Regions from separate parts of the Mus musculus genome. Here region 2 is linked to region 1. Evidence: chromatin loops called from intact Hi-C (ENCODE). Cell type or tissue: heart. All regions are shown on one strand. Each heading gives the region's core, and the rest is flanking DNA. Links, peaks and the distances in the headings are about the cores only. Region 1 holds the start of Tmem95 (transmembrane protein 95). Region 2 holds the start of Slc2a4 (solute carrier family 2 (facilitated glucose transporter), member 4).

What was found. Peaks named below come from ENCODE experiments on the same cell type or tissue, not always from the same donor. Only the 100,000 strongest peaks of a DNase experiment are listed, where the experiment ranks them.
Region 2: it touches region 1 in a loop (3-fold over the local background); 8 of 42 quality-filtered maps call a loop at or near these places.

The regions. Positions count from the first base shown.
Region 1 is chr11:69,872,110-69,881,274 of GRCm38, forward strand. It overlaps Tmem95 (transmembrane protein 95), which reads right to left and starts at 5,946. Exons shown (of 7, transcript NM_001195710.2): 1 at 5,738-5,946; 2 at 5,431-5,487; 3 at 5,190-5,270; 4 at 5,072-5,092; 5 at 4,852-4,932; 6 at 4,678-4,765; 7 at 3,945-4,605. The coding sequence starts at 5,909. The coding sequence ends at 4,575. It overlaps Kctd11 (potassium channel tetramerisation domain containing 11), which reads right to left and starts at 8,876. Exons shown (of 1, transcript NM_153143.4): 1 at 6,155-8,876. The coding sequence starts at 8,101. The coding sequence ends at 7,403. In heart, for the core only: CTCF peaks have their summits at 4,239 and 4,944 (motif pointing left); DNase peaks (open chromatin) are centred at 4,242, 4,932 and 7,802; H3K4me3 peaks cover 2,406 bases; H3K27ac peaks cover 2,078 bases.
Region 2 is chr11:69,944,757-69,953,921 of GRCm38, forward strand. Slc2a4 (solute carrier family 2 (facilitated glucose transporter), member 4) reads right to left here and starts at 3,434. Exons shown (of 11, transcript NM_009204.2): 1 at 3,193-3,434; 2 at 1,812-1,928; 3 at 1,530-1,702; 4 at 1,313-1,437; 5 at 1,082-1,197; 6 at 807-969; 7 at 513-700; 8 at 246-350; 9 at 31-132. The coding sequence starts at 3,225. It also overlaps the pseudogene Gm12310. In heart, for the core only: CTCF peaks have their summits at 4,333 (motif pointing left), 6,486 and 7,717 (motif pointing right); DNase peaks (open chromatin) are centred at 3,135, 3,455, 3,805, 4,055 and 3 weaker places; H3K4me3 peaks cover 3,755 bases; H3K27ac peaks cover 3,829 bases; H3K27me3 peaks cover 549 bases.

The DNA.
Region 1 (9,165 bases), core at 414-8,413:
GTGGCAAACAACAAGAGAGACCTGTCTCAACAAGACAGAAGGGAGAACTGACTTCTGAAGGTCCTCCTCTGGCCTTCATGAGCTCCCTGAGGTACATGTGTGCCTTCCTGGTATCACACAGAGCATAGTATCAGAAACAAAGTAGACAGCTGTACAGAAGGACACACAAGGGTGACTCACTGACCTCTATACATGCATGTGTATCCACATATACATATGAGCATGTGCACACACACACACAAGAAAAGCAACATGGCCTCCTGTGCAGCCTGCTCATGAGTTGCCCAGAGCCAGAGAAAGGCTGGAGCCATCATCAAGGATGCCTCTCGGGTTTTAACTATGTGCCAGGCATGGTGGAAATAGAGATCACAGACCCTTTCTGTAGCAGCTCCCTAGGAAGAACATGATCTAGAGAGGTTAAAAAAAACAAAGACCACCAAGTTAGATTCTCCTCTGGTGTCCATCGTGACCAGGCTGGCTGACTACAGCCATGACTAAGGCTGATGTCACTCAGAAAGCCTCTCCCCGGGAAGGTGTCCACATCATCAAAGACACTTTAGGGCCTTGCTTGGCAGACACACAACTGCAAGCCGCTTTGGACCCAGTGAGGCCATCAAAGCCTTAATGGGGCAGTCTGAGCTCGCTCTGATGCTGGCAGGAGTTGAGCACTAGAAACCATTCTGCACCATCCACTGTTGTGTGAACAGAGAATGTCCCCTCTGGATTTGTTTGCTCCCAGCAGGCCTTGGGGCAGGCCTGTTCTGTCCCCACAAAGAAGGTGGTCAGCAAAACCAGCAGATTCAGTCTATTCCAAAAAGCTTAGTCTCTGCCTGTGGCTTCTGCCCTGTTTTCTCTACTGATTCACACCCCCACCCCTCAGGTCGGATATCTTATTAGCATACAATATTTCCAATAGCTTTAATAAATACCACACACACACACACACACACACAAGCCTTTTGCCTTTTACATTGTTTGTTTTACTTTATATATGTGTGTGCACATGTGTACTGTACGCATACAGGAATCTTGCAGATGTCAGAGGAGATATGGATCCCCTGACACTGTGGTTACAGATGAGTGCTAGGAACCAAGCTCAGGTCCTGTGAGAGCAGCAAGTGTTAACCGTTGAGCCATTTCTCTAGACCCTGCTTTGTTTTGCTTTTGAAAACAGGGTCTCTTGGAGTCTGGGTTGGCCTTGAGCTTCATGTGCAACCAATGACCTTAACCTGACTCTCCAGCCTCCGAGTCCCGAGTATTGGGTTTTAGCATGAGCCACTATACACAGCTACCTTCTTATTGTGTAAAAGCAGATAATTTTCTGGGCAGTGGTGGTGCCTTTACTCTCAGCACTGAGGATGCAGAGGTGGGTGGAACTCTGAGTTCTGAGGCCAGCCAGATCAACAGAGTGAGTTCCAGAACAGCCAGTGCTACACAGAAAACCCATCTCAAAAAACAAAAACATCAGGCTGGAGAGGTGGCTCAGCAGTTAAGAGCACTGATTGCTCTTCCAGAGGACCTGAGTTCAATTCCCAGCAACCACATGGTGGTTCACAACCATCTATAATGGGATCCAGTGCCCTATTCTGGTGTGTCTGAAGATGAAGATAGTGTATTTACATAAAATAAATAAATCTTTAAAAAACAAAAACAAAACATCAAGAACAACAAAAAGCAGATAATTTTTTAAAATTCTTTTTGTTTGTTTGTTTGTTTGTTTGTTTTCCAAGACAGGGTTTCTCTGTATAACCCTGGCTGTCCTGGAGCTCACTTTGACATTTTAACATTTTTGAAGTCAAGACAAGTTAGGCATGCCACAGCTTACTAGGTAACTTTTTCTTAACATATAATAAAAGTACATATTATAATTGTTTTATTTTTTTAATGTTTTCTTTTTTTTTTAAAGATTTATTTATTTATTATATGTAAGTACACTGTAGCTGTCTTCAGACACACCAGAAGAGGGAGTCATATCTTTTTACAGATGGTTGTGAGCCACCATGTGGTTGCTGGGATTTGAACTCAGGACCTTCGGTAGAGCAGTCAGTGCTCTTAACCACTGAGCCATCTCACCAGCCCTATTGTTTTCATTTTATGTGTATAAATGTCTTTCCCGGGGCTGGTCAGAGCAGACCAAGGGTTTGAAGTCAGGCAGCTTAACTCCAAAACCTAAGCTCATCAAATGCAGTGAGAGATGTGCAGCCTCAGGAGGACCGTGTAACCATTGAGACTGACTTGGGTTCAAGAGGGGCATTTGCAGCCAAGTGGAGCACCTGGGAGCCTAACGTCCACTCTAAGAGGTTTGTGGTGGGCTGGAGGTCACCACAGGAGAAGGGGCAGACAAGTCCTTTAATGGTGGGTGGTATTGTTGACCTATGAACACTGGAGCAGGAGATCAGGAACAACTGTAAAGTGTTGATCCTGGAAAGTGAGGCTGAGCCAAGGAGCAGACAGGGCAGCTTCCATCCAGGACAGAGCAGCGCCACCTCTGAGATCAGGACATCCAGGGGTTACTTATTCCCTTTTGGGCGGTGATGCTCCCTGTTAATTAGTGGGCATTCACTGTTGCCAAATGAAAGATAGGTTTCCCTATGATCTTGGACACGTTTGCGCTCTCGTGTGACCTCTGGCTCTTGTATCTTCGTGTATAGAATAAAAGGATTGTCTAGAATGTGAGGGCAAGATTGGGGGAGGGGGGCGCATGCCCACAATCCCAGCTCTTGGGAGGCAGAGACAGGAAAGTCAGAGGCTCAAAAACATCTCTGGCCTTATAGCAAGCTGAAGGCCAGGCTAAGCTGACAAGAACCTGTCTCAAAAACAAGAACAATGGGCTATAGGGATGGCTCAGCCAGTTAGGGACCTTTGCCACTGTATTAGTTAGGGTTTTACTGCTGTGAACAGACACCATGACCAAGGCAAGTCTTATAAGAAACAACATTTAATTGGGGCTGGCTTACAGGTCCATTATCATCAAGGTGGGAGCATGGCAGCATCCAGGCTGTCATGGCGCAGGCAGAGCTGAGAGTTCTACGTCTTCATCCAAAGGCTGCTAGTGGAAGACTGACTTCCAGGCAACTGGGGTGAGAGTCTTAAGCCCACACCCACAGTGACACACCTACTCCAACCAGGTCACACCTATTCCAACAAGGCCACACCTCCAAATGGTGCCACTCCCTGGTCCAAAAATATACAAACCATCACAGCCACCAAGCCCGAAGATCTGAGTTCAGTCCAAGACCCTCGTGGAGGTAGAGAGACGTGATTTCTGCACATTGTTCTCTGATCCCCACACATATGCTGTGGTCTACAGAAGCTTACACACACACACTAAACAACATTCAAAAACAAAATTTGGAGCTGGCCCCCAATTTTAATCCCAGCACCTCTAGAGGCAGAGGCAGGCAGATATCTCTGTGAGTTTGAGGCCAACTTGGTCTACGAAGTGAGTTCCAGGACAGCCAAGACTGTTACACAGAGAAACCCTGACTCACAAAGGAACCCTATCTCAAAAGTTAAAGAGGAAAGGCATGTTGACCCCAGTGGTTCTAACCAGGTTGTGGATGCATCATACTAACCAAGGCTTCACATGGGACGATTTTACTCACCCGGGGGGGGGGGGGGACACAAGCAGGCTGTTTAGAGGCTGTCCAAGCCACTCCAAGTGTGCCCTCCGGACACCCAGTTTGAAAAGTAGATGGAGGCTGGGATCCCATATGAAAAGCTCCCAGTGCTCCCACGAGAACTTATGTCTTCATTTTCCATCTCCTGTCATCCAAACCCCAAGCCCCCAATACAGAGAAGACCGGTACCACCAGAATTCCTCCACCATAAATTGTTGACATTAGGACAGGATTTTCCTGTGTGTCCCAGGATGTCTAGCAAGCTGCCTTGGTCTCCACCCACTAGCGCCAGCCACACATTCCTCCAATTAAAACAAAACTGACTCCAGACATTGCTAAATATCTATTGGGGGGGGGGCACCTCTAACAAGAATTCCTAAGAATTCCCATCCCATCTGCCTGCCCAAGTTGCAGATGGAGTCAGACAGGAATGGAAAGCATCACACAGCAGATTTACACAGGCCCAGAAGGAGGGGGAGGTCCAGGCTGCACAATATTAATACAATGGAGGGACTGTATGCCAGCGGGTTGACTGATGTGGTCTCACCCCAGAGGGAGAGAGTTTTCCAGAACCCTCATTCCCGGATTCCGGATCAGTCATTGGAGGGCCTAGAGCAACATCTACAGGCCAACAGTCCCCCGCTTTCCGGGAATGGACAGAGGGGATGTGGGAGTGGTGGTGGTAAGCGATTCTTTCCTTCTGTAGATAATTTCCTGGCATCATCTGCTGCTCTGTTTGATTGGTGGAACACAGAAAGGGAGGGACTTTCCAGCTGTGGGTGCTTGGGTTCCTGGAGGCCATCTGACACGAATATTGATAGCAGAAGTCTGAGGTTTAGGGTCTGAAAGACTGAGGCTTTGGGGCTGGGTCTAAAAAGTGTTCCCACCCTAAGGGATGTGGAAATTGTGGGCACAGATTTCTTAGAGCTGGGGCTGGAAAAGCTGTCCTCCTCTTCACAAGTCTTTTGCTTGCAGGTTCAGGTACCTGAAAGGAGACAGAGGATGGGAGGCCTGAAGAGAATCAGGGAAGGGGGTTGGGAAGATCCCCACAACTCACTCCACTTGGAGGCTCACAACACCCGAAAGCAGGACAATTCCGAAGATACATAGGAGCAGAATCCTAGCGTCCCACAGATCGTGACTGTCTGCAAGGAACCCAGGAGACCGTGGATGATCCTGTGGATCACACCAGGGAACCTAGGGGGCCTTAGGAGGGTGAGGATTAAAGAACCTGGGTAGCAGTGCTTTTGGGGCCAACAAGACTCCTCCTTGCCCTCGCAGGTGGAGCAGTTGTACAGGATGGTGCTGCCCCCTGCAGGAGACAATAGGAGCAGCGCTGGCAAGCGAAGCCACCGCCTCCAACCCCTTCCTCCCAGCCGCCCAAGCTCCTCAGGCCGTCGCCCTACTCTCTTCGCTCCCCAGGGGGCTCCACGGCCTTTTCTTTTACTCACGGCAGACAGGAGCACAAAGAGCTGCAATGAAAAGCAAGGAGCAGTGGCTGACTTGTTCAGTCATGCCCCACGGGGCTACAAATCCTAGGCGTCTCCTTGGTACCCTCCCCATCAATACCTTCCCTGGTGTACTGGGGGATCCTGGTCTTCTGAAGCCATTGCCAGTATAATGGAATCAAGGAGGTGGATCCTTTTTTCTCTGGAGAGGCACAGCACAGCTATATTGCCCTAGACCTCATCGGAGCTGCCTTCCAGGCCCCCTCCCAGATCGGTCCCTCTCTTCACCTCCCCTCCCCCCATATCCCGTCTCGTCTTGGGTCTTCCTAAGTCTCAAAGTGTCCGTTTTCTCCAGACCTCACCTATGACTCTCAGGACTCGGTGAGTTTTCTCTGTGACTTGCTTCATTGAGACCTCATCTGTGGAGATGGACAAGAAGGAGCTAGAGTAGGCTCTAGAGTTTTGGGGGGTTTTGTGTTGTCTTTTGTTTTTTTGTTTTCCTATTTCCTAGGGCACAGAGTTCTTCCAAAGAGAGAGAGAGGCTAGTGTGTCCAGAAAGGGCTATGGACTGAAGCAATGGCTGAGATGCACAGCTAGGAGCTCGGGCGCCAGCCCCCTTAGGATCCAGTGGTGACTATTGCTGAGCTAACCTTGCATATCTGATATTACCTAAGGCAAAGGCCGAGAAATCTGGGGAAGCCCATTCCTTCCATTTCCACTTCGGCTTCGTCTGGTTATTGAGCTGAGCCAGGCGGTTTGCCAAGGCATGATCTTGGAGACGACAGAAGATACAAGCCTTGGCCACGGCCAAGAAAGCCCCACCCAGAGCCAGCACCCACATGAAGCCTGCTGGGGTATGGAAGGAGTTGGACCCCCTCAGACCAGGGAAGAGTCAGAATTCTCTGAGATCCAGATTCTGACCCTTCATGTCGGAGGTTCTAGACTGATCCAGAACAATGCCATTGTCTTACCCCTCGGCTCCGGTAGAGCCACCCCTGGGCCCCCAAGAACTGGAGGCTAAAACGTATCTCTAGGACGGATAAATCAGGGTTTCTGTTGCAAGGGGATAGTGGCCTTTACACGTCATGGTTCTGAAAGCAATTTATTTTTCTTCTTGTAAGTCACAGTGATAGATGAATGACTCCACCCAATGATGACCATGTTTATGTGTGTATCCCATCCGCCCAGGAACCCAGAAATGCTATCCTTCCCACACCCTCCCCGACTCTCCCAACTCTAGCTCCTGGCTGCCCAGGACAGCCTTAGGCCTTCCTTACCCAGCTATTTCCTAGCAACAGGCTCATGGTTGTCTCAGCAACCAAGAGCTCCCAGAGGTCTCAGAGGCCCAGCTAAGCCCAGAGGCTTTTACCTCTCATAGGAAGGGCCTAGTGTGACTCAAACTCAAACAAGGCCCTCCTGCCTACGTGGCAGCGCAGGCATAAACACACATGCAAACACACACACACACACACACACACATACACACACACCCTATGATTAAACTAAATCTGAATCTGCTTTTACACATACCACAGAAGTACCTGAGCCTGGAGAGTTTCTAAGCAACCCCAAACAGGCCTGGACAGGCCAAGATCACAGAAGGACCAATACACAAGCACAGGAGTCAGCAACACTGATGGGAACCAAGACAGCAGGGAGCCAGGCAGCATCAGATCTATTGACTGGCAGGCGCACACACATGAAAGAGGCCTCTGGACACCATGGTCCAGCCCCACTTCCATACAGGATCCTCTGGAATTCCAGAAGGGAGCTCTAGCCCCCGTGTTGATGGAGGTTCTCCTTGCTCCCTATGTCACCCTAGGATGGAGTGTCCCACAATAGGTGGCTTGGAACATAGTAAAGAAACCTCCCAGAGAGTCCTGGCCTCTTAATGGTTACTGTAGGATAAGATGTCAGCTCCAGTAAAGGAAACCACAGTCTAGGGAGCAGGTTACATTTGATAAGTCAAAGTCCTCCCACCTAGTGCTCAACCCGCCAGAGCTCTGCTAGGTTTAGCCTGGGCAAAGAGGTGCTATCTTACTTTGCCACACTTCTGAATACAGAGGACCCATCCTCAAGCAAAAACAGGCTAGAGAATCCACGATGCTTTCCCAGGATAAGCCCCCGCGTAGACCTTCTGGACCATTCGTGAGTCTTGTGGGGTGGAAGGGGGCAGCTCGATCTGGGAACCCCAGCTCTAGGCTCTGGCCAGGTATGGTGGAATCCCTGACTTTCATAGCTACCACACCAGTACTAGAAAGAGGTTTTAGAAGAGCCACAGGCCCCTTGGCTGACTCATCCCCCTCCTCTGCAGTCAAGTGGAGGGCAGCACCCTCAGTGGCGCACAAAGCGCAAGGATCTAGAGTTCAGAAGGTCTTCAGGGTCTGGGAAGACAGAGTCCAGGCGGAAGCCATGTTCCAGAGCCACCCGTAGCACCTCCTCCAGGAATGTAGGCGTGTTCGCTACCTCCCGACGATCTTCTGGCCCCCCAGTCCACAGTGGCTGCAGCCCCAGTCTTTGATACTCTACTTCAGGGAGTTCCTGGGGGCGGGAGGCCCACTCTAGCCGAAAATGTGGACCTCCTTCTGCCCTGTCCCCAATGGCCACACCAAATCTGTTGCGCATGGCAGCCAGACACTCAGGGTCAGTGCAGAAGAGGTTGGCTCGGAAGGTGTCCACCTGGACAGAGCTCAGCTCATAGTGGTGGGGGCCCCTTCGAGCGGAGAAGTGCACCTGGCGGGGGCTGACATCTACATCTGCATGGAGTAGGGCGGCTGTGGATGCAGGTGTACCCCGAGAGGCTTCCAATTCCCGCAGGGCATCCAGGAGGGGCCGGATCTGGTAGAAGTCAGCCTCTGCCTTAAGAAGGGCAGTTTCTCCGTACCCACGGGGCAGGTCCAGACGGCCTAGCCGCAAAAAATTGAGGATGTGCCGGAAAGCCTTGCCATCCCTGTCGATGAAGTAATGGCCATCTCCTTGCGGGTTAAGGTTGGCTGGCATTAGGGTGTCAGCCCTAAACATGGCCCCCAGCATGGAATCTGGGAAGCGAGTCAGGGTCTCCAGTGTAGTGGAATATAGTGTTCCCCCCACATTTAGGGTCACGGGACCCCCAAAGGAAGGGGGTAAAGAGGACACAGGAGGGGGGGAAATTTTGGGTAATATAAGAGACAGGCAAGGAGAAGGAAAAAGCAGATATTTGGGGGTTTGGAAAGAATTGGGTGGTAACGTTCAGACTTGCTAAGTTGGAGGCAGAGGTTGGAGAACAAGACAGTAAAGTTTGTAGCTCACCCAAGCTACTTTGGTGGTGGTTGGGGGCTTCAGGACACAAAAATCCCCGAGAGGATGAAAGAACCGATGAAAGGAACAGACGGCAGCCAGACAGGATCAGGGAGCTTTTGGTCCAGACGCTTCTGATTGTGCGTGGTCAGCGATTCCCTCCTGTACTCTTCAGACAGTGGGTTTCCGAAATTCAACCAGCAGGTGACGGTGGTGAGCACCGGTCGGACGCTGAAAGGATCAGTTTGAGTTTCTGAGCTTTTGTAGTTGTAGAGTCCACGTCGGGTTCCGAGGACCTGTTCAGAGGCCCAGCCAGGGTTAGGGGCGTGTGTCCCAAAAGATGGAGGCGCAACTGATAGGAGCCGGTAGCCAGCAGTTCTGTATGGCTTGGGAGAGGCGATGCTCTTGCAGTCAGAGCTGAGAGTGTCCCGGGACTCTGTTGGGAACAGTGTCTCAGGGCTCGGGCGTTACCGCCTTCCTGGGTTGTCGCAGCAGGCACTGAGGTCCTCTCCACCCCCAGGAAGTGGCCTAAGGGCAGCGGTCAGTGGCCCTTTAAGCGACAGTCCCGCCCCTTAGCGCCCCGCCCTACGCCCCCGTGGGCTGGCCGGGCTCTGCTATGGGTGGGAGCCGGCCTTGCCAGTGCGAGAGATGGGGCGAACAGGCTGGACCGGCCGACTGGAGCGGGGGTGGAATGATTCACAGGCTTCGTTGCGGATGTGGCCGCGACGGCCCCGCGTTCCCTGCAGATGTGCATGACCTCACTAGTACAACTTAGTCGAGGATGGAGTCTCCAGTCCATCCTTCTAGTCTGAGAGAATCCA
Region 2 (9,165 bases), core at 339-8,338, 73 kb after region 1:
TGCTGTATTCTCAAAGTCCTGAGGCCTCACCAGCAGCAGCAGAGCCACGGTCATCAAGATGGCACAGCCACACATGCCGGCCAGGCCCAACAGATGGAGTGTCCGTCGTCCAGCTCGTTCTACTAAGAGCACCTGTGGGGGAGAGGGGGTTGTGTGTGCAGCGGTCAGTTGGTGACAAAGAGTAACCCCAGGGCACCCAGGGCTATGACACCAGTGGTGTGGCCATTCCACAGGCAAGCAGTTACCGAGACCAACGTGAAGACCGTATTGACCACACCAGCTCCTATGGTGGCGTAGGCTGGCTGTCCCACCCCAGCCGACTCGAAGATGCTGGTTGAATAGTAGAAAACCTAGAAGTGAGGGGGGACAGGAGAGGCAGAGCTAGGGATGTCTGCTCCTTTATTCTAACCACACCAAACCAGACTGAGCCTGAATGCTAATGGAGGCGGTGACTTGCTCCCTTTTCCCAAACTGGTACCTGACCCATGCTCTGCCTGGGCCTCTCTACGTACAGCATTGATGCCTGAGAGCTGTTGGCTCAGCTGCAGCACCACTGCGATGATCAGAGGCTGCCGGTGGGTGCGGCTGCCCAGGAGCTGGAGCAAGGACATTGGACGCTCTCTCTCCAACTTCCGTTTCTCATCCTTCAGCTCAGCTAGTGCGTCAGACACATCAGCCCAGCCGGTCAGGCGCTTTAGACCTGGGGGAGGGGAATGTCAGGCTTTAGGGAACCCGAGAGGAGGCCCGGTTACTAGCAAGATGGGGTGGAGGTATGAGCCTGGGCTAGATACAAGGTGAGGGCTCACTCTTTCGGGCAGGCCCCTCCAGGTTCCGGATGATGTAGAGGTATCTGGGGCTCTCAGGACAGAAGGGCAGCAGAATCAGCTGCAGGAGAGCAGGGAGTACTGTGAGAGCCAGAAGCAGTGGCCACAGGGTAGCTGTGCCCAGCATAGACTCCAAGCCCAGCACCTGTAGGAAAAGACAGGAAAGAGGAAAAGTGACTTTGCTCTTCCTTCCAGCCCAAATGCAGGCGTCCTCTCCAACTCCTACTCCAGCTCCCCACAAAGCCAGGTCTTTTTACCTGGGCAACCAGAATGCCAATGACGATGGCCAGTTGGTTGAGTGTTCCCAAGGCACCCCGAAGATGAGTGGGGGCGATTTCTCCCACATACATGGGCACCAGCCCTGATGTTAGCCCTGGGCAGAAGGAAGAAGAGAGAGCCGAGGATAGCTGCATATTCCATATAGAAGCTCATACACATACATTAAGGAGAGCAGAGGCACAGAGTAGAGCCATAGCACCTGTGGGTACCTGAGTAGGCGCCAATGAGGAACCGTCCAAGAATGAGTATCTCATAGGAGGCCGCGGCATTGGCTAGGCCCATGAGGGCGCCCCCCAACACGGCCAAGACATTGTTGGCCAGCATAGCCCTTTTCCTGGCAGGCACACAGAGAGGAGGGCTGGTCACGACACCCATGCTGTGGCCCTCCGTCCTACTCCTCCCCTCCTCTGCCCTCCAGCTCCATACCTTCCCAACCATTGAGAAATGATGCCAATGAGAAAGGAAGAGATCATGCCACCCACAGAGAAGATGGCCACGGAGAGAGCCCAGAGCGTAGTGAGGGTGCCTTGTGGGATGGAATCCGGTCCCCCAGGACCTTGCCTACCCAGCCACGTTGCATTGTAGCTCTGTTCAATCACCTGGTTGCGAGGGAGGGGGGGGAATATGGGAGTAACTCTAGAGACCTTTCTCTTTCCACTGCCTGATATACCCCGCCCACCACACCCCAACAGCTGGTAGGTCACTCACCTTCTGTGGGGCATTGATAACCCCAATGTTATAGCCAAACTGAAGGGAGCCAAGCACAGCTGAGAATACAGCTAGGACCAGTGTTCCAGTCACTCGCTGCCGAGGGGGTTCCCCATCCTGGACAGACAGAAACAAAGGAAGGTATGTCATGTAGAGTCATGTTTGACTTCCTTCAGGGGCCCAGGCCTAGCTGCAGCATGAAGATTCTGGGCTCCATCCAACATACTGGATGAGAGAAAGTGGGCCATATTAGGAATTGTACAAAGATCTCACTGTAAACAGAACGCCACAGGAACCTGGGCATGTAGGAAAAAACCGATCTCTGTGTCCACACCACAGGCAAAAGTTTGAGGATCTGGACCTCAAAATTCCCCTGTGACCTTGAGACAGACTCAAGACTTGTGTGACCTTGGGTAAGTCACTTCCCCACTCTAAACTGAACCTGGATTTCCTCTTCTGTCAGGTGATATTGCCTCCCTCGGCTACCTGTCAGTCTGTGAAAACACTTGAAAAATCAAAATCAACTATAACAGTATCCCAGACAGTGCCTGTTTTATAAACTAATATAAATAATGTTTTAACATCACCTCTAGCCCTTGTCTCTTCCTTCTGGAAGTTCTCTCAGCTTGCTCCAGTAGGCCGTAAACAGGCCCAAGAATGGCTAGTCCAGAAAGGGCGTCTGGGTCATTGCTTTGGGGTAGCCTTTTAGGTCTAGGCCTAGCCAACCCTCAGCTCCTAAACTGGGACCAAGTACTCGGGGATGTGAGGGGGGATTTTAGCAGGGAGAGAGAGCCATGCCCAGGGGAAGAGGAGGGATGGTAGTGAGTGGTGTGAGGGGCGGTGGCAGTGGTGGCTACTGCTGGCGGCACAGTCTGTCTCCAAGAGGAAACCTGAGCTGGGGGGGGGGGCTGACACTCCCCTCTGCCCCTCCACCCACCGCAAGGCCGAGAGAAAGTTCAGCCTCCTGGAAGACAGCCAGCAGTGGGGGTGGGGCCCCCGAAGTGCTCGGGTCCTAGAAACACCGTAAATCTGAACAGCTCCGGGAAGGGAAGGCGAGACTCTGGATCTACCATTCCAAATAGAGTCGTGGGCAGAGTGTCACCCCATGCAGTGCACAGTAGGCTAGGAGACAAGTTCTGGATTCCCGAGAATCCAGTCTCTCAGCCTGGGCGCGTAAAGAGTCTCTCGGACCCACTCTGTCTCTTGGCGGGATTGGAATTTGACAGTCACGGGTTGTCTAGGCTGAATATAAATAGCCAGCCCCCCATCTCCAACCCCTGCGCCTGCGCAAGAACCGCCTCCTAGCTGACCCCAACCCCAAACTCAGCCCAAGAAAAACTGGACCAGATTTCCCAATTCGCCCCGGTATGCTGAACCTTACGTCAGAGCCGATCTGCTGGAAACCCGACGGCATCTTGTTTTAAAAGAAGAAAAGACTCAGGCGCTGCAATAAGAAAAAAATGAATAGGGTATAGGGTCCGGGCCTGGCCGGCACGAGACCCCGGCGTTCGGAAGCCGTGTGCAAAGGGCGGGTCTGGTGGGACTCACTGCCACAACCCACGGAACCGGAGAGCACCAAGGCTCTCCGGGATCTAGTGAGACCCGCTTGAGGGGGAAAGATGCGGAGAGCTGAAGCCACCTCCCCACTCCCGCCCCGCCATAGGACACGCCCTTCACAACACCCATTGGCCAGGAGCCCGCACACCCCAAAAGGCCACGCCCCCACCCCTAGCCCTAGTGCTGGCTGGGGAGACACGCCCCTAAGGTTCCCGCCTGCTTCTGAGTTTTCAAAGTAGGGTCCTTGGAACAAAAGGCTCTTCCCGCCATCCAAAATCTTGGACTGCGAAATTTCTGAAAGAATTGAGTGCAGCTGGTCCCCCTGAAAGGTCGAAGAGGAGGGTATGGGCTACATGTACTTGCCAGGGTACGGGGTAACTCCAGCAGGATGACATAGAGCCCGCGTGTGTGTGTGTGTGTGTGTGTGTGTATGTGTGTATGCCCCGAAGTAACCCGGAGTGGCTATTTTTAGTTCCCACGTTAGGCTCCGCCAAATGTCAGGTCCCGGGTGTCCCAGCCTGTCCCAGGCGGGGGAGGGCAAAGGAGATGGAGCCTTAAAGGGTCCGCGACACGCTTCCCACGAGGAGATGATCCAAGGGACCAATAACTTCCGTTCCTAGTGTATCTGGAGACCATGCCTGATCGTCCTTTCTTTCCACGCATCTCTGGGCGGCGCGCTGCCTACTGGCCCATCCCCTCCACATAGTCTCTACACTGGTTCTTGGAGGGGACCCAAGGGACAGGTGCTCACGCCAGTCACACCACCCTCCCTGAAGTCCCTGAGCCTCCAGGCATGTGCTGGCCGCGTGGGCGACAAGCTTTCCAGAGTCAGCTACTGTTTTGGGTCTACAGCTGAGAGGGCACGACCTAAGCACGTCCAGGGAGAGAGCTGGCGAAGAATGTGGAGAGAGAGCTCAATTCAGAAAAAGGCCCAAGAGAAGTGCAAGGCTTCTGGCGCCACCTAGAGGGAGAGCGAGGAACCTTAGTGGATTGCACCAGGGTAGCTAACTTCTGGGGTGGCTCTCTTCTATTAACCCTTCCCCTGAGAGCTCAATAACCTACAACCCAGCCCTCTATGGAACGCCAGACCTGAGTCTAGCTGCCGCCAGAATGGTACCGTTTATATGACGAACACGTACAAGTATGGACCTCCTTCAAGTTCCTTTTCCCAAGGAGCTAACCAGTCACTTTCATGGTGTCTTCTCAATGTTGGTGTTTTGACTTCTCTTGCACATTGGTTTTCTTCATCCGTACCACTACCACTTTATTCTGGACTATCCTGTCATGACTGCTTTTCTTGCTTCTCCTCTTCCCTGAAGAGGAGGGTGGAGGGGCAAGAAAGATGGCTCAGCAGATAAAAGCATTGACTGCTCTTCCAGAATCAGGTTTGATTCCCAGCACACATGTGGAAGCTACAACCATCTGTAACTTCAGTTCCAGGGGCTCCAACACCCTTTTCTGGCTTCCACTGGCCCCAGGTACACATGTGGTACACAGACATATATGCAGGCAAAATGCCCATTCACATAAAAAATAATAATTAGGGGCTGGTGAGATGGCTCAGTGGGTAAGAGCATCTGACTGCTCTTCCAAAGGTCCAGAGTTCAAATCCCAGCAACCACATGGTGGTTCACAACCATCCGTAACGAGATCTGACTCCCTCTTCTGGAGTGTCTGAAGACAGCTACAGTGTACTTACATATAATAAATAAATAAATCTTTAAAAAAATAATTAAAAATAAAAAGAGAGAAGAATGTCCAGGGGTGGTGGGGCACATCTCTAACCCCAAGGCCAGCCTGGTTTACAGAGTGAGTTCCAGAACAGCCAAGGTTTCAAAACAAAACAAAACACCTAAGCCGAACACAACAAAAACAGGAGGGTAGATTACAATTTTCAAAGCACATCCCTTTTGTTTTGTTTTTGAGACAGTCTTGCAGTACCTGAAACTGACGTGGAACTCACTATATATTACACACTGGCCTCGAAGTTGCTGTTCTACCCAGAGTGTTGGGACTGTAGATCTGAGGTTAATTCCTGCCTAGAGTCACTGTCTTTTTCTTGTCCTGTGATCAAGTTTGGATTCTCCTACCCAGATCTTCCCCTTAACTGTCTCCTTTCTTGCCTCTACCCATCCTCTTCTTCCTCTTCATCCTCTTCTTCCTTCCTCTCCTCCCTTTTTTATCCTTCCTGCCCCTCTTTCCCTCTTCCTACTGGCCTAGAACTTATATGTCAGCTAGTCTGACCTTGAATTTGTGATACTTTGGCCTTAGCCTCATGAGGCCTGGGATTACACTTGGTGCATTTACCTGTCCCTGCAGTCTGGAATACCAGAGAATGCCTATTCATCCTCCAAAGCAAGGCTCTCGGGGATGGAGAGGTGGCGCAGTGGTTAAGGAAGCCTGTTGCAGAGGACCCAGGTTAAACTCCCAGCATCTACATGGTGACTCACAACCAACTGCAACTCCAGTTTCAGGTGATCTGACATTCTCTTCTGACCCCCTTGAGTATACATGTGGCACACAAATATGCATGCAAGTAAAACACCCAAATAAAATAAAATAAATAAATCTAAAGAAAATAAAAATAATTTTAAAGGTTCAATCAGATCCTGGCAGCAGTTGTAGAGGCTTAGTTCTCCTGTAGCTCTCTGTTTCCCTTTTGCTTCTGGAAACATGGCCTCTGGTGTGACCGTCTCTGATGGTGTCATCAAGGTATTCAGTGACATGAAAATTCACAAATCCTCAAGGCCAGAAGAAATGAAGCAATGCAAGAGGGTGGTGCTCTTCTGCCTGAGTGAGGAAAGGAAGGACATCATCCTGGAGGAGGGCAAGTCTTGGAAGCAGATGTAGGGCAGACTGTGGGTGAGTCCTCCTACACCACTTCTGTCAGGATGCTGCCAGACAAGGACTGACCGTCACTACACTCTCTAGGATGCAACCAAGGAGAGCAAGACAGAGGACCAACCTGCTGTTATCTTCTGGGCCCCTCAGAGTGCATCCCTTAAAAGCAAAATAATCTGTGCCAGCTTCAAGGATGCCATCAAGAAGCTGACAGGAATAAAACATGAATTACAAGCTAACTGCTACGAGGACATCAAGGCCCCCTGAACCCTGGTAGAGAAACTAGGTGGCGCTGTGGTCATCTTCCTGGAGGGCAAGCCTTTGAGAGGCTCCTCCAGCCCCTGCCTGGAGCATCTAACAGCCCTGGACCTGCTCTTGGGTGTTGCAGGCTACCCCTTTCCTGCCAGATCAGAGGGGTGGGGGTGGGGGGATCCCAGCAGGGGAGAACAATCCCTTCACCCCACTTGCCAAATGTCCCTCCATCCCACCCCCTGTACTTCCTCCTCCCTCCATCCCTGAGGGGTCTGGCCTTCCCAAGCTGCTTTTGATCCTCTGATTCCTCTTGGGTTGAAGCAGACCAAGTCCTGTCCTAGGCACCCAGTTTGGGGAGAGCCTGTATGTTTTTTTAAATGACAGCCCTACAACTCATTTCTCCCCATCCCATGGTGCCAACCTCTAACCACACTGGTTGGTGACTCTATGCTTGTCTGTTTAGTTCTGTGTGTAAATGAAATGTGGAAATGATGCTCCCTGCAGTAGCTGACTGCCCTCCCCTTTCCCTTGACCTTGACCATTCATGGAAGCAGGACCAGTAAGGGACCTTCAATTAGAGAGAGAGAGACAGAGAGACAGAGAGAGAGACAGAGAGAGACAGAGAGAGAGAACAATAAAAAGGCTAATTAACAAAATATAATTTAAAAAAAGCAAGACTTCCCTCCTCGGAGAAGACTTCTTGGCCTTTCTTGAAAATAGCAAATGTTCTCTGTTAGAGTCCATTCCTTTTCATTTCTTCTCTCTCTAATTCTATCTCAGGGGCAGATGGGCATCTTATTCATGCATCCAACTTAGAGCAGGGTATCCTAGCTATTTGCTGAGTTAATGAATGAATGTCTGCCCGCTGCTTATGGTGGACATTGTAGATGGGGCAATAATAATTTATAACCAGAAAGTAAGTGAGGAGATTGATGAGCGGGAGGGGGACTGAGTGTGAAGGGAGAGAGATGTGGGAATGCTGGGATACCATCAAAGGGCAATGGCACGGAGAGAAGAACAGAAAAGAGGGTTAGAGAGGCAGACAGGCTCGACAGAGGTGAAAGTAGTGTGGCAGATGGTTACAGGGCTGGATGCTGGTGTCCTAGGTCCCTAGGTACCATCCTGCCATGGTTTATTCTGCTCTCATTTTGAGGTTTCTCAGGTATCCTAGGTGGTTTTTATTTTATTTTAGTGTGTATGGGTGGAGAGTGGAGGTGAGGGGCAGGGAAGCTAGTGCCAGCAGAGACCAGAAGAGGGCATCATATCCCCTAGAACTGGAGTTACAAGCTGTTGTGGGTTGCTTGATGTGTAGGTATTGGAAAGTGAGCCTGGGTCCTCTGGAAGAGCAGTAAGCATTAAGTGCTAAGCTATCTCCAGCTCTCCAAGCCTAGGTGTTTAAATGCATAGAAAGTGGAATCAGATCGTTTAAGGAGTGCAGAGGCTGGGTATGATGGTGCTCACTTTTAATCCTAACACTAGGGATACAGAGGCATGTGGACTTCTAGGAGGCCAGCCTGCTCTACATAGCCAGTTTCAAGCCAACAGGGCTACATAGTGAGACTCTGTCAAAAAAACAAAGTCAGGTGGTGGAGTCACAGCGCCTTTAATCCCAGCTCTCTGGGAGCAGAGGCAGATGATCTCTGAATTTGAGGTGAGCCTGGTCTACAGAGAGAGTTCCAGCACAACCGGGGCCACACTGAGAAACCCTGTCCTGAAAAATCAAAGGAGGGAAAAAAGTGAGGGCTGGCAAAATGGCTTCTAAGGAATATCCTTGCCATCAAACATGACAACCTGACTTCAGTCCCAAGGACCTATGCTGGAAGAAGAGAACTGACTGTCATAAGGTTGTCTCCTGACATGTGCACACAAAGTAAATGAATACATTATAATAAACAAACAAACAAACTATGAGCTAGCTCAGAGGGCAGAGCGGCACTTGTGTGTAGACCTGAAAACCTGGGTTAAATCATTTTGTCCCACAAGGTAGCAGAAAAGATCTTTGGCCATGTGTGCTTGCCCTTACACTCCAACACACACACACACACACACACACACACACACACACACACACAAATATGAAAGATTGTGGGATTGTGGAGAGGTGCTGGGGACGTAGTTCAAATATAGACTGCTTGCCTCGCACACGTGAAGTTCTGGGTTGGATCCTCAGCGTTATAAACCATGGGTGTGGTAGCACAGGTCTCTAATCCCAGAGCAAGGAACTGAAAGTCACTCTAGGCTATGCAGCCAGCACAAGGCCAGCCTGAAACTCCAGCCTCTTTTTTTTTTTTTTTTTTTTTTAGCGTTGGAGACCTAGATGGTTCAGAAGGTATAAAGAGGGCGGGGTATTTGGAGGAGAGGATGACTAATCAAGAATGGAAAATAAAGGGAAGGGGGCCGACATGTGTGTGTGTGTGTGAGTGTGTGTGAGTGTGTGTTAATCTTTTACCGAGGTCCTCAGCTGCTTTATCTTGGAGCCTATTGTAGCTTTTCCCGATCTCTGCTCCTTATCTCAGGAAGCTAATCCTCGCAGACATTCATTTTCTAACCCTCTGTTTCTAGGTAAGGAGGCAAGAGACTGGACTGCAGGAGGAATCCAGGGAATGCTGGCCTGCCTCCAGCTCCCGATCATTATACAGGTTCACTTCCTCTCCAGTTCTTGGTGGGAGGTGAGACATCATCAGATCCACTCTGGAAATGATCC